Linked DNA regions of Homo sapiens: regions 2 and 3 are each linked to region 1. Evidence: read pairs that join two places in POLR2A ChIA-PET (ENCODE). Cell type or tissue: MCF 10A. All regions are shown on one strand. Region 1 holds the start of USP3-AS1 (USP3 antisense RNA 1). Region 2 overlaps USP3 (ubiquitin specific peptidase 3). Region 3 overlaps USP3 (ubiquitin specific peptidase 3).

Region 1 (5,000 bases):
GCAGCCCTCAAGGCCTGGGAAACTACGGAGGAAAGAGAGGGTGGGGAGCCAGAGGTGGAGAAGCCAGGGTGCTCAGGTCAGCTGAGCCAAACCAGACTCCAGGAGTAGATGAATTACTGATTTACACAGTATTCCTAAGGAGGGTGGCTTAGCCTAATTTTTCAAATTAGCAAACTGATGCTCCACGAGGTGGTATGATTTGCCCAGTCTAGGGTTGCCAGATTTTAGCAAATATATAGGCTGCCCAGTTAAATATGAATTTCAGATAAACAGTGAATAATATTTTAGTGTAAGTATGTCCCAAATACATCTTGTGTTTATCTGCTAACCCCCACCCCAGACACAGACATAGACACTGAACCACCAGGCCAGGCTCCCTCCATGGTCCCAGCCTCATGGGCAGAGCGGCCCAGGCAAGAACACAGAGCTATTCAACCAGCCTCTCACTGAGCTTCTGCCAGTCCCGTGCTGCCTTTGAGGAAAAACACCCCCTTGATCATATAACAAACTGGCCCTGGCTGTTCATGGAAAACTAGACTCAGCCAGTTTACTGCCACCCAAGTTCATAGCTGCTATTTGCTGGCAGCACGACAGGAGTGGAAGGAAACAGCGTAGTGACCCCACCTTTCTTTTGAGCTGGTAGGAAGAAAACAGAAGATGGACTTGGGGTTGGGCCCCGACTGGACAAGGCTATTTTGATGGGCTTAACAAGGCCCAGGAATTAGACTAGAGTGACATGGGTGGGGGTTGGGGGGAGGCGAATGGCACAACATGTCCTGAAGTTGTTCCATTCTTACTGTAAGAGAACCGAGCTTAATGCCCCAAACCTGCAAGGTGTGAAGTGGACCTCCCAGGCCACTGTACTGATCAAGCAAGGGGCCCTGCTGTCACATAAAGAGCAAAGGGCTTTGCTGTCAGCACTCTGCTGAGCCGCTCAGCTCGTCCAACCATGTGACCCCAGCTCAAATACTTCAAACTCTTGCAACCTCATTTCTTCTTCTATAAAATGTGCTAAATTTTTCTTATCCAACAGGGTAAGAGGATTAAATGACACAGTGGCACCTGGCACATAGTAGGTACTGATGAACGTCTACTGAATCTGGTTCTTCTGGCACTCAGCTCAGGTCGGGAGGAATGGCTGAGGATGGCTGGGCAGGGGGACAGTCCGCTCTTTGTTTTTTCCCTGTATCAGAATTATTCCAAAGATTCTTAGAAGAAAAGATCACCCAACACCTTTGAGGCTTAAACACCTAATCCTTATAACCACCTTGAAGGTAACAATTCCTCCCACTTGACAAATGAGGAAGTGACGCCCAGCAAGGTTCAGACATCTGTCCTGGGTCTGACAGCAAATAAGTCACCAGCCAGTCACCTGAGCTGCCGGAGCCAGTTTCTTCATGTACAAAACTGGGGGTGCAGAGGTTGACGGGGTGACTAATGAGGGCACACAAACCTGAAGGAGGCCCGGGCTCGGTGTGACACCTGGCTGCACCCAACATATTTAAGTTCCTTACTTCCCTCCCCTGGCACAAAGGAGCCGAGCTGGCACAGCCAGGGGCAGTCACGGAGCTGCGGGGGAGGCTGGCAGGGAAAGGGAAACGCTTCCCCAGCCCAGACTCTAGCTCCCTCTGGCTGCGGGGAGCCAAGGCCCCGGCCCATTAGTCGGTCCTTCTGGACTGGAAGCAGGCTGGTCCCGTTTGTTTCCAGGGAAAGCGGGTTAGGACTGCCTGTGGAAGGCCCCGTTGCAGGCTCCTCACAACCCCAGTGGTAGACATTATTCCCCCCACGCAGAGGAAATGAAGGCTCCGTGAGTGACTGACACGGCGATAAACCAAGTCTAACTTGGCTCAAGATCTTTTCTTTGCTGGGAGGGGCTGGTGAGGCTGCAGCAGAGGGTCCCCCAAGCTTTCTGGCCAAGCGACCTGGGTGGGTGTCCGTGACTGTACCTGCTCAGGGCTTGCCTCTAGCTGCCTCCGAACCCTACCCTTTTCCAGGCTGGTGGCCCAGGGGATGCAGGAACAGCTCTAGTCTACTAAGCTGAACCCGGACTCAATGCTAACGCGTGCCCCCACCGCCTTGAGGGTTGGGATGGGCCTGTCACTAGGCCACCTCCAAGGAAACAAATCCCTCTTCCCACTCACGTCCCGCCGGGACATTCAGGGGCCTCAGCTTGAAGCTAGACTGGAGCAATCGCCAAGCACCGCTCCCCTGCAAGGCAGCACATCCAGAGCGAAACAAAGAGTCAAGGGTTGTGGCTCCTGGAACCGGCATTCCCTCTGTCCACAGCCGCCCCAGGACTCTGCTGGGCCGGGGTCGGGGCTTCCCACTAGGGGCTCCCAAGGCTACGAGCCAAGAACCCACGCAGATGAAGGTACGGTGGGGTGCAGGGGCAGAAAGAGGAGGGAAAATGGGCCGGCCAGAAAGCCGACTTGGAACCCTGCAGTGTCATCGCAGCCAAGTGTCTTCACCTCGCAGGGCCCGAGTCCTCCTCGGTAAATGAGTCCACTCGGTCCCATGGGGCGGTTGGGTAGCTTTAACAAGCCAGTGAGCCCCGGGTCACCGCACTCTCCTCACAGGTGCCCCAACCTGGCGTCCGTCACGCTCTCGGGCTGCGGCCACGTTACCGACGACTGCCTGGCGCGCCTGCTGCGCTGCTGCCCACGCCTGCGCGCACTGCGCCTGGAGAACTGCGCGCGCGTCACCAACCGCACGTTGGCTGCCGTGGCGGCGGACGGGCGCGCGCTGCAGACATTGCACGTGGACTTCTGCCGCAACGTGAGCGCGGCCGGCCTGCGCCGCCTGCGCGCCGCGTGCCCGCGCCTGGCCCTGCGGGCAGAGCACAGCGCCGCCATGCTGCCCGACCAGCCCCCGCGCCCGCGCGCGCCCGCCGCGGCCCTCGGCAAGCTGCTGCAGCGCTAGACGCCGCCCCGCCGCTGCCCCCGGGGAAGGAGCGCAGCCCCAGACCGTCCTGGCTTCGAACCCAGCTCTTCCACCTTCAGACCACCACCGCATATTCTGAGCCTCATTTTCCCCGTCTGCACAGTGGGGATAAGAAAGCCTACCTCACGTTACGATTTTATACATAGGATAAACGCAAGATTAAATGGATATTTGGAAAACACTCGGCTGGTTCTCACTCAACACCACCGCCTTTCCCCTCTTGCTTCCGCCCCAGGCTTTCTGCTGTGCGCTCCCCACGGAGGCGGGAGGCGCCTGCACCGTCCTCGGGGACTCCGATCGCCGTTGGACCGAAATCACCTCGGTGGGGAGGACCTGACCACTCGGAGTTCGCCGACTTGCGCTCGGGGGTGACGGGGGCCAGGGCTGCCGCGCGCAGGGGTCTGGGGAGCCTCCGGGCGGAGCGACCCAGCGAGACCCCGCCGGCTCCCGGAGTGTCCTGGGGACCGCCACCTCCAGGAGCCCCGGTGGTGATCTCGGTGAAGCAGGAGGAGGGGAAGCAGGGGCGCACGGGCAGAAGGAGCCACCGAGCCGCTCCTCCTTGCGGTTTTGCCCGCACGCGCGTCTGCCCGCCCACCTTTCCTGGGGCGGATGCGTTCCCGCAGTGACCGCACTCGCGATTGTAGAAAATTCGCTCCCAATTGTTGAATGCTTACATAAACTGCATAGTTACCCATATTTTCTACTGTTCTCATAAGGGAAAAAGAAATGATTTGGAAGAAAAAAAAAGCCTCAAACTAAACAAAAACAAAACCAGCAGCCCTGGCTAAGCTTTTGATAATGGAACCATTATAAGCTGACAAGCTAGATTTTTCACCTGTTGGATTTGCTGGACATGAGCACAAGCCTAGGCTTCCAATTTGAATTTCAGGGCTGTAGTCACTGATGTGTCACATTTAGTGAAGGCTCTCGGCCCCCCGGCAGCCGCCTGGTCCTGGGTCACTGGGGAGAATTCTGGGTGGGTGGAAGAGGCGAGGAGCACTGTGATGGGCGCTGTTCACACTCCGGCTCCACCCAGCGCCAGCTGCGACAAAGCCCTTTACCCCTCCCAGGCCAGGTGTTTCTTCTGTGTGAAAGAGGAGCTTGATCCCTACTCACAGGTTCCTTAATTCATTGCTCAAATAGGGAAACGGCAAGGAAAAAGACAAATTCTGTTCTCATGAAGCTTACCTTCTAGTGGGGGAAGAGACAACAGGTAACTGGTATATAAGAGGGTAGAAGGGCCAGGTGCGGTGGCTCAATGCCTGTAATCCCAGCACTTTAGGAGGCCAAGATGGGCGATTCACGAGGTCAGGAGATCGAGACCATCCTGGCTAACAAGGTGAAACCCCCGTCTGTACTAAAAAAAAATACAAAAAATTAGCCGGGCGTGGTGGCGGGCACCTGTAGTCCCAGCTACTCAGGAGGCTGAGGCAGGAGAATGGCGTGAACCCGGGAGGCGGAGCTTGCAGTGAGCCAAGATCGTGCCACTGCACTCCAGCCTGGGCGACAGAGAGACTCTTGTCTCAAAAAAAAAAAAAAAAAAAAAAAAATGGTAGAAAGTATTTGGAAAAAAGTGCAGGCTGTAACAAGGGCTATTAGGGATTGCTGGCAAGAGATTGGGGGGTGAAGCCTCTGAGAAAGGGTTGACCAATGTAAGCCTCACTGAGAAGATGACATCTGAGGCATGAAGTGAGGCAGGGGGCATAGATACTCCTGGCAGAGGAACAGTCAGTGCAGAGGCCGCGGACTACAGGCATGGCTCATGTGCAAGGAGATCAGAGTGGCTGGAGCAGAGTGAATGAGGAGGGAAGCTGAGTAGCAGGTATCTGAGAAGCAATGCAGCCCGCAGCTTAACTTCAACATGCTTTTAAACTTTTTTCCCATTCTCTTGAGTTTCAAGATATAACCTTGAGGAAACTCAAAATCCTTTCTCCTTAGCCTTAAAATAGACTCCACGTCCCTCCCCTTTCTCACCAGATATGCTCCCTTTTCATTTATCTAACTGTATGCTACTATTTAATTGTGTGATGTCTTAGAAGTTTCAGTGGCTAATCTTGAGA
Region 2 (5,000 bases), 86 kb before region 1:
TTTCTTTTTCTTTCTTCTTTCTTCCTTCTTTTTCTTTCTTCTTTCTTCTTCTTCGGAATCTCACTCTTTGGCCAGGCTGGAGTGCAGTGGCACGATCTCAGCTCACCGAAACCTCCACTCCCAGGTTCAAGTGATTCTCCTGCTTCAGCCTCCCAAGTAGTTGGAATTACAGGCAGCCACCACCATGCCTGGCTAATTTTTGTGTTTTTAGTAGAGACGGGGTTTCACTGTGTTGGCCAGGCTGGTCTTGAACTCCTGACCTTGTGATCCACCTGCCTCGGCCTCCCAAAATACTGGGATTACAGGTGTGAGCCACTGCACCAGGCCTCCCCCTTTCTTAAGATACAAGGAAGTGTATCTTTTCAGTGTGTGCTCTTTATGGATGTATACAATGCAGATGAATTTAGGAAGGCAATTTCAGATTTTGAAAACTGTTGAAATTAAACTTGAACATTGAAAAATCAAATTTGCAGTTGTCTTAAGTGTTTGCATTAGTTAGATGCTTCACAATTAATAAATACTAGCTAATATAATTTTATAAGACCCTTTGAAGAGGGAATTGTGAGTTTATTTTTAAGATAAGCCAGGTTATATCAAAGATATTGTAACCAACTAGATTTTATTTGGAGACTTTGTACTCTGCTTTAGAATCCAGTAGCTCTATCAGTGTGAGCTGTTTCCATTCTTGAGTAGAAGTTTTCTCCTGTTATTTTTTCTTTGTTCTAGCTGGGTTTAAGACAGCCTTCTTTGTAGAAATTGTTGGCCTGTTTATCCTTCACCCACCCTGAAGACACTTAATTTTATGGACTGTTCTTGTACTGCCTCATCACCAGAAAAAGCAGGCTGGAAATTAACTGTCATATTCCCGCAGGTTTAATTTAACTGATTATAAGAAAGTACAGTTATTGTTCTACCTTCTTTAAATCTTTGTCCTTGATGACCAAGCTCAGGTTTTTATTTTTGCTTATTTATTTATTTTTTGGAAATGGAGTCTCACTCTGTCACCCAGTCTGGAGTGCAGTGGTGCAGTCATAGCTCGTTACAGCCTGGAACTCGCGGGCTTAAGTGATCCTTCCACTTCAGCCTCCCAAGTAGCTGGGACTCCAGGCATGTGCCACCACGCTCAGCTAATTTTTAAATTTTTTTGTAGAGATAGGGTCTCGATGTTACCCAGGTCTTGAACTTCTGACTCTGAGTGATCTTTCCACCTCAGCCTCCCAAAGTGCTGGGATTACAGATATGAGCCACCAGTCTGGGTGGGTTTTCTTTTTTAAATAATAGATTTAAATTGTTCATTACTTTGTTTTGAACATTTGTTGCACAATGCCGGAGTAATATTTTGATTAAAGTTTTTGAATATCAAGTTGAAATTTCTAGAAAACAAATTTCTGACTTGGAATGTTTCCCTGAGATAATCGATGGATGACATGTTAGAAAAATGTTCTACTATATTAGGCATTTAAAAAATAACTGTATAATATAGAGACTGTGGGAGCAACAATGGTACAAATTGCTGGTTGAGCAAATTTTAATTTTAGTTGCACACAGTAAAATGTTCTTTGGTTTCATTAAGATTAACTCTTATTTCCATGTGAATTATTTTGGATATTAATAGTGAGATGCTTTAGCATTGGAGAAATTGCTTTATAAAAACTGAAGGATCAGACTTCACCTTAAGTGTATGAAGTAGCTGCCAGACCTCAACATTCGTGCCATGAGAATTTAATTCTGAGAGCTTAAATGCGTTAGTTTCATTTTATTTGCTTTGAATGTTTTGTTTATATATAGTTTTTTTTAGAGCCTCATTTAAAAAATATATGTATTTCTAGTTTTTTTCTTCGAATATATAATACAGATTTTTGGGAAAATGTGGGTCATGTTTGAAAATTCTATCGATTGTAAAAAAAAATTCCGACTCTTGGTTTTGGTTAAATAATTAGAACAGCTATTTAGAAAAACTGAAATAGTTAATGGTTTTGGAGTTTGCAGGTGCCTGTTTTCTGAAATATTGATTATCTATCCCTCGGGCAGAGTATACGTATTTGCCAAGTTTGTATTTCTTTTTTCTATTTCTTCAAAATAAGTCCCGTTGATTTTAAAAGAATAAAGAGTTTCCCAGTAAGTACAAGTGTGGTACTTTTTCCCCCTCCACTTTGTACTTTAGTGTTAACCTTTATTACATAACCACAGAGAATGAGGAAGAGAATTGTACAATGCAGATATTAAGCCTATTGTTCTCCAAGGAAAGTCTTTGATGTTAAGAGGTCCCTAAACCTCTTAATTATTTTATTTACTTGTGAGAGGGGGTGCTTCCTTAAATATATACGAGTCTTTTCTTATATTGCATACACTTGCAACTATTATTTTGAAATAATAGTTGAGTGGTGTTTACATTTATGACCTGATTCATGTCTTTTGAAGTGCCACCACTGTTTCACCATGGACTTGCTTACTCAGGTTGTTGGCAACAGCATGGAATTGCATCAGATCTTGCTGTATTAAATAAATGAAGATATTAGATGTCAGAATTTTTAAGTAGTTCATGGCTTTTGTTTTTATTTTCTATATGATCAGCTTCATAGGGAAAGTTATTTTTGAAACAATTTGAGCTCCTAATAATTTTTTGAAGCTATTTGTGTCTGGTCTTCCAAAGGCAAAAATGGCCCATTTTGACTCTGATTTAGTAATCTCCTTTGGCTTTAGTGGTTTTTATCCTTCCTCCCACTATCCTTTCCCCTCGTTTAGAGGTAGGAGGAGCCCAGTTCCAGTATTTAAAATGAAGATCAAGAGTGGCATAATAGCTTCATTAGGTGTTTTTCACCAAAATAGGTCTGAATAAGTCTGAATTTGTGGTAGAAGGAACCATAACAAATTTGTTTAGTGCATTACAGTTTTTGAGAATATGTTGTTTCACACACATTGTTTCTATATGTTGTTTCCATTTCATGGTGAAAGCATAAGGAATCCATTTAAAAATAGAGTAAAATGCTACAGCCAGTTGGGGGTTGGGGGCAGCCCCGTGGACCAGAATTTGCCTCTGTGTGGGAAGTCAGCAGGACCAGATGCCCCTCTCTTCTTTGGCTCTGTAGGTATCTGGATCTCTTAACATATAGATGACAAGTTTTGGCCAGCTTTGAAATTACATTTGCTAGTGGAGGACACATATCATTAACTCTGCAGTGGGAATAAGGAATTCAGTAGGTGCCTGACCCCAAATGATAAACTGCTATTCTAATTTTTATGCTGTGTAATATATTTTAGACTTTTTAATAAAAAAGATAAAAATTGAGCAATTTCATGAATTGTTATGTTACATCAATTTACCATATGAAGATTAATTCATGTTTTCAGAACAGTAATACACATTTCTGAAATATACAGAGACAGGTAATAGTATCAAAGGGCTTAAAATAGAATTTTAGTCTTCCTCGCCTCCACTCTCAGTCCTGCTGTCCACAGACAATCTCTGTAGGCTCTATTTAGCATTCTCTCTCATATTTACCTGCATAATTCTAACCAATGCTCTGTTATTTCTTAATTTGTCATTTTTAGGTATTATTCCTTGATATCTTGCTGTGGTAAATGAAGACTTCAGTGTTTGCACCACTTGCCCTTCAGTCTCTCCATTTCCCAATATAATTAGATTACATATTTTGGTTACTATAGTGATTCATTTTTCTTTCTTGTCCAACATTTTATTTTTTCTTGAGTCAATAATTGCCTCTTTTAAAAATTGCTTAGTTTACCTTAGACACATTTTCTCTTAAATGTTCCTTTAAACCTGTCAAAGGTCTGTGAATATTATTTTTTAACCCATTCAACGGATTAGATAATCTCCAAGCACTAACTCTTTTCTAAAATCCTTTCCAGAGCCCTCTGACCTCTGCTGTCATTTGAAATAGTTCTCCAGGCTGGACAGTTTTTATCGTGTGATTCCCTCTGTTGTTCTCTTATAATATTAGATCCCTTATTTCTTGGATCCCATGTCTTGTTTTTCTTGGTTTATTTCATTGTTTTGCTGGAGTACATCAAGCTCCTTTCTCACAGGAGGTAATTTTTTTTTCTCTAATTGCATGGCACATTAAGGGAGGTAAATTTTTGAGCCTTTGCAAGTCTGACATTTTTATTTTACCTTTATACTTGATTGCTTGGCTGAATAGAAAATATTAGTAAGAAAATAATTTTCCTTTAGAGTTTTAAAGGCATTGTTGGTTTGTTTCTAGGCTCCCAGAGTTGCTGTTGAGAAACCTGATGCCTTCCTGATTTCCTCCTCCACATATGTCCTTTTATTCTTTTTCCTATAATTCTTTAAGGTATTCTTTTCATCCTCTGTATTCTGAAATTTCAAAATATGGCTGGGCATGGGTAGTTTTTTTTTTATTTTATTTTTAATAGGAAGTGAAGGGATTTTTTTATGTATAGGTTCACATCCTTGAGTTAAAAGACATTTTTTTGTACTATAAATTTGATAGTGTGCTCCTCCCCCCATACTTATATCCCCCAATTTATTCTTTTTTTTCTTTCTGGAACTCTTATTAGTTGGATGTTGGGTGTCCTGAGTGTAGTCTCTGATTTTCTTATTTCTTTGCCTTTTGGTTCTAGTTTCTGGTATATTTCCTTGATTTTTTTTTTTATTATATTATACTTTAAGTTTTAGGGTACATGTGCACAATGTGCAGGTAAGTTATATATGTATACATGTGCCATGTTGGTGTGCTGCACCCATTAACTCGTCATTAGGCTTATTTAACATTAGGTATATCTCCTAATGCTATCCCTCCCCACTCCCCCCAATTTCCTTGATATTTTTTCTTCCATTCCTTCTGTTGAATTTTGATCATTGTATTTAAAAATTTTAAGAGCTCTTTCTCATTTCCCAATCATTCCTTTTTCACATATCCTCTTGCTATTGTTTTGCAGTATCTTCTCTTACCACTCCAGCAGTTCAGAGTATGTTGGTTTTGAAGTTTTGCTGTGCTCCCTGTATGGTTTCTATTTCT
Region 3 (5,000 bases), 78 kb before region 1:
GGTTTTTTTTTATTCTAAGGTACTCATCATTATTTATTTTGAGGCTCAAATTAGCTTATATTTAGCTGGTGGGAGCACCCTTAAGCTGTGATTTGGGCACGCGCCGTCATTCTTTGAGCCCTTTTTACTTTCTCGCACAAGATGTTCCAGGCTCATCTTGTACTTAGCCTGTTGCAGCCTTGGAATTAGCCATTTCTCCAAGTAGCCCTCATTCTTTTTGGCTGGGAATAATGTTTATAAACTAAGATCTCTCAGCACAGTAGAGCTGAGAAATATAAATAAATAAGCATATCTACATCTGTTTATGTCTGTGTGTATTTGTGTGTTTATCACCATGATTTTATACTGATACCTACAATTTCATTCAACACCACAAGCCTAGTCTTGCCCCTTTCCATATTTGTAACACCTTTCTCCAACAGTAAGAACTGGTTCCCATTATCTACAATGAGTGTGTACTCATTTGCACAATTCTATAATCAGAGAAAATAGTTCCAGAATTGCTAACCCATACCATTGTAAAGAAAACCCCTTATAACTCAAGTTCAAATTTGTTTACAGTTCTTTTTGTCTGTATACTGAAAACATAAAAAGTACTATGTTAAAAAGCTATTTGGTTTAGTTTTAGTCTCCCTTTTAATACACTTATTTAACATAAAGTTTGTTCATTTGTTTGTTTGATTTCTGTTTTAGATTTTTTTTTTTTTTTTTTTTTTTTTTTGAGATGGAGTTTTGCTCTTGTCCCCAGGCCGGAGTGCAATGATGCAATCTCGGCTCACTGCAGCCTCCGCCTCCCAGGTTCAATCGATTCTCCTGCCTCAGCCTCCCGAGTGGCTGGGATTACAGGCGTGGGCCACCATGTCCGGCCAATTTTTGTATTTTTAGTAGAGACAGGGTTTCACCATGTTGGCAGGCTGGTCTTGAACTCCTGACCTCAAGTGATCTGCTCACCTTGGCCTCCCAAAGTGCTAGGATTACAGGCATGAGCCACCATGCCTGGCCCCATTTTAAGATTTTTAAAATCTCATCCTTACTGATTTTATTTTGCTTTTTGAGTATATAAAACATTATCATGGTTCCAAAAGTTAAAACTACACAAAAAGCTGTGCTAAGCAATGTCACTACCTAATGCCGGCCGCTCACTCCTACCCACCCCCTGTAGACAACCAATTTCATTAATTTCTGATTGATCTTTCCTGTGTTTCTTTTTGTAAAGAAAAGCAGGTGGGTATTTTCTTTTTTTCCCTCACAAAAGATAGCAAACTAGATACATTCTTTTGGACTTTTTTTTTTTTTCATTTAGCTGTATATCCTGGATGTCACTCCATGTTTGTAGGAATTTTCCTTATTCTCTTTTTTAAAACAGCTTCTAGTACTCCATCTGTGGATGTGCGACAGTGAATTCAACCCATCTCCTATATGTGGGCATTTAGGTTGTTTCCAATATTTGTAGTTACAAATAATGCAGCAGTTAATACCCTTGTACAAAGATATTTTTGTATTATCAGGTATCTTCAGGGAAGAACACACAAAAAAATTAACTTTTTAATTGTGTGAGCAGCAATATGTAAGATAATACTTCAAGCTATTTGTCTGCCTACTCCACACTTCCACTGTGGTCTTAGAAATGTATCCAAGGCTGTTGAAGTGAAATACTTATCTATCGTAATTATTTTTCTGTTGGGAAACCTTGAAATTAGAGAGCTGGAAGTAGCCTTGGGGACATTTTTAGTCAAGTAGTAGCCGATCATAGGCCCTGGGTCAGGGTTCATTTTAAGCAGTTAACTGTTCCTTGTACACACTCATCAGTGCTTTTCTGTCAGCTCGGCTCAGACCAGCTGTTTCGGATACTTCTCTCTTCCATTTAATTTAATTCACAAGAGGTTCCTTCATGTTGAACTGTTGAGTGGCCACTCCCTGGAGTTATAGAATGGCAGTAGGACAAGACAATTATACATGGGATAGAAATAAGGATTTCAGCATCTGTTTTCTCTGATAGGCCTCAGAGGATTGATGGTTATGAACTGTAGATCGTCAGAGGAATGGCATCTTGGATTCCCAGATGCTGCTGCTGGTCTCCTCCGGTGATTTGTTTATTTGAGACAAAATCTTGCTTTGTTGCCCAGGCTGGAGTGCAGTGGCGCTATCTTAGCTCACAGCAGCCCTTACCTTCCACGCTCAAGTTATTTTCCCGTTGTAGAGGCGAGGTCTCACTATATTGCCCAGGCTGATCTGGAACTCCTGGTCTCAGGCGATCCTCCTGCCTTGGCCTCCCAAAGTGTTGGGATTACAGGCATGAGCCACTGTGCCCAGTCCTCTCAGGCGATTAATGACTTCTAGTCTTTTGTTCCAGCTAGTGAACATTGGAGTAGAAGGGAGACGTCCTCCTGCATTGCTAGATAACCACGTAAAAGGTTGGCTAGCATAGCTTCCCATCAGAGGGGCCACAAGTGGATTACATATGTGTTGAAATAAATGATCCCCTCAGCCTAGAGGTGGCTGTGCTCCCAGACAAATCATTTCTGGCTGTGAGAAGCCTCTTCAGTTAATGTGCATGTGTCATACAGATATTTTCTATGCGTGCCCTGACATGGGAAAGGTTGGGAAAGTAGGCTAAAGCACAGTCTCAAAATTAGCCTCTAAGGATGTTGCTAAACCAAGGATATTGCTCCTTAAAGAGAACCAGGTAATAGAGTGAAGAGGAATTGAATTATTTAGGGTAGAGGTTAAAACCTACTTGTCCATAAAGATAAGCTGATAACCATATCTTAAATCTGGTGTGATATGAAATTCTTACTCACTTCTTTGCTAAAACAAAGTTAGAAATTAAAATGTATTTCTAAGTGACTTGGCTTGTAACCCCATTTTATTGGATATTGGAATATAGAACAGTTCACATTAAAGAACTTAGCATCTTTGTTCATTTGAATTTTGACATTTTATTCATTGCTATACTGATAATGTACTGGCAGTGCACTAAATGAAGTAGATACCAAGGGTATATTATGGTTGATGAGATTAGTGAACCAGGATTTAATGTCTTTTCTGAATACTTCTGAGTTTGATGTATTCTAATAAAGTTTTGACACTTGAGTTGCTTCTGTACTTAAATGTTTTACCTGAGTGGCATTCTATTATCTAAACCTTATCTGTTAAAATGTGCTTCTAAAATGCATTTTTCCTGAAGTATTTTACATTAGATACGTAAAATTTAATGATTCTGACATTTAAGGTGGTTATAACAGTTACATCAATTTTGAAATAAGCTTATTAAAATTGAGTATTTGGTGTTTTGAATATAATTTAATTTAATTCTGGTGTAGGAGGATTTTGAGGGAATGGAACTGACATTCACTGAGTGCTTTCCGTTGATTAGGCCCTGTGCTGTGTGCACTTTATGTAGTTTATCTCATGAAATCTTTACCATAGCCATGTGAGGTAGAAGGTGGGATTTGACCCATTTCACAGAGAGGAGGCAGGCTCTGGAACGAACTTAGCGTAAGGTCATAGAATAAAATAGTAGAGCTACAACTTTAAGACAGTTGGTTCTGAAGCCCGTGCTTGATACAAGTCACATGACCTGTATCATATTTATTTTGAGTCTGCAGTGGAACAAATTCCTACAAAGGCAACTCATTCTGTTTGGTACATTTTTGTATAAAAGAGGGAAGGAATTCTTCTCGAAGGGTTCAAGGGCAGGTGATAAAGGAATTTGGCTAGTTCAGCTAAAACAATGTGGAGCAGAGTTTCCTGGTCACTGTGCCCCTTCCTTTTTAGGTCAGTTGTGGAACAATTTGCTAGGAATTTTGTGAGAAAATTGTGAGTAGTTCCAGCTTACAAAGGCCTGGGATCAGGCATTGCTGGGCATGATGGGGATCAAGTCATGCTGGCTGAGGAATATGTCAGAACTCTTGGGGTAAAGAGAAATAGAAGCAGAATGAGTAATGTTCTCAAGTCTTGTAATTATTTAGAAGCATTTTTCCAAGTTCAACCTTCAGTAAAGCCTGGGGTTTCCTAGAATGCTTATTAAGTAACATAATCCAAAGAAGCAAAAGGAAGGAAGGATAAGGATTTGTGCCTTTTAATGAAGACAAAAGGAATTTCTGCCACTGTTTATGGCACTTTCTTAAGAATCTTTACCTAGAATTTGGGATTTCTATGGAAATAGTGCTTTTGAAAATTTGAAGGTTTTAAACTTACTTGTTACTGAGTTATTGTTAGGAATGATGTTTGTGCTCAAGAATTAGGTTGTCCTGAGATAGAGGTGGCACATCTAGATTTGAGTTATTAAAATATTGATGTGATACACAAAGATTTAGTCCAAAGGACAGTGGCAGCTTAGTTGAAGATAAATATCAAGTCTTTACTCTCACTACTTCTGTTGTAGAGGGAGTAGTATAGTCATTGGATAGCTTTGAATCCTACTGGGTAAAACCTTCTGAAGTTTCTTTTGCATCCTCACTTTTCCTAAACAACAGGTCAGTCATTCCAGTGAGTTGTTTGGTGGGTGTGGATGATGCTGCATCACTGATACTGCTCCCTCTGTTAAGTGGTGGTCTGGTTATCTGTTGCTGCATGACAAACAGCCATACATCCTAGAAGCCTAAAGCAACCATTTCATTTTGCTTATAATTTTGTGGGCCAAGAATTCAGGAAGAACTTGCCTGGGATTGCATCAGGTGGAGAACGTGGACTCACAGAGTTACCAGACGTGTGTTAAGAAGACACTTTGGAGGAGGATGTTCTGGAGTCTTCTTAACTCACCTGTCTGGTACCTCTGTGCTCCTTGGTGTCTCTCTGTCCCCCAGTGGTGTCATAATCTCCCCAGTCTCCCTGCACATGGTTTGGGCTTCTCTCAGCATGTTGGTCTCTGGGTAATTAGACTTCTTACATGGCGGCTGGCTCTCCCAAGAGCAAGCATTTCAAGCAATAGCAAGAGGGAGCTGTGGATTTCATAAGGCCTGGAGTTGCAGGTTGACATAGAATCACTTCTGCCATAT

Evidence for each region. Peaks named below come from ENCODE experiments on the same cell type or tissue, not always from the same donor. Only the 100,000 strongest peaks of a DNase experiment are listed, where the experiment ranks them.
Region 2: POLR2A ChIA-PET joins it to region 1 with 12 read pairs; 21 of 35 experiments call an interaction of 5 or more read pairs at or near these places.
Region 3: POLR2A ChIA-PET joins it to region 1 with 23 read pairs; 8 of 35 experiments call an interaction of 5 or more read pairs at or near these places.

Annotation. Positions count from the first base shown.
Region 1 is chr15:63,598,121-63,603,120 of GRCh38, forward strand. FBXL22 (F-box and leucine rich repeat protein 22) reads left to right here. Exons shown (of 2, transcript NM_001367807.1): 2 at 2,577-3,121. The coding sequence ends at 2,919. USP3-AS1 (USP3 antisense RNA 1) reads right to left here and starts at 2,707. Exons shown (of 3, transcript NR_034080.1): 1 at 2,469-2,707. RefSeq lists enhancers at 1,824-2,541, 2,804-3,621 and silencers at 2,609-2,898, 3,319-3,448. In MCF 10A, a CTCF peak has its summit at 1,633; DNase peaks (open chromatin) are centred at 1,611 and 2,721.
Region 2 is chr15:63,512,416-63,517,415 of GRCh38, forward strand. All of the region lies in intron 1 of USP3 (ubiquitin specific peptidase 3), which reads left to right. Among named protein-coding and RNA genes, the nearest start is that of USP3, 10 kb to the left of the region's middle. In MCF 10A, no CTCF peak of the experiment used is centred here; a DNase peak (open chromatin) is centred at 2,446.
Region 3 is chr15:63,519,861-63,524,860 of GRCh38, forward strand. The region is part of intron 1 of USP3 (ubiquitin specific peptidase 3); the gene reads left to right. Among named protein-coding and RNA genes, the nearest start is that of USP3, 18 kb to the left of the region's middle. In MCF 10A, no CTCF peak of the experiment used is centred here; a DNase peak (open chromatin) is centred at 2,561.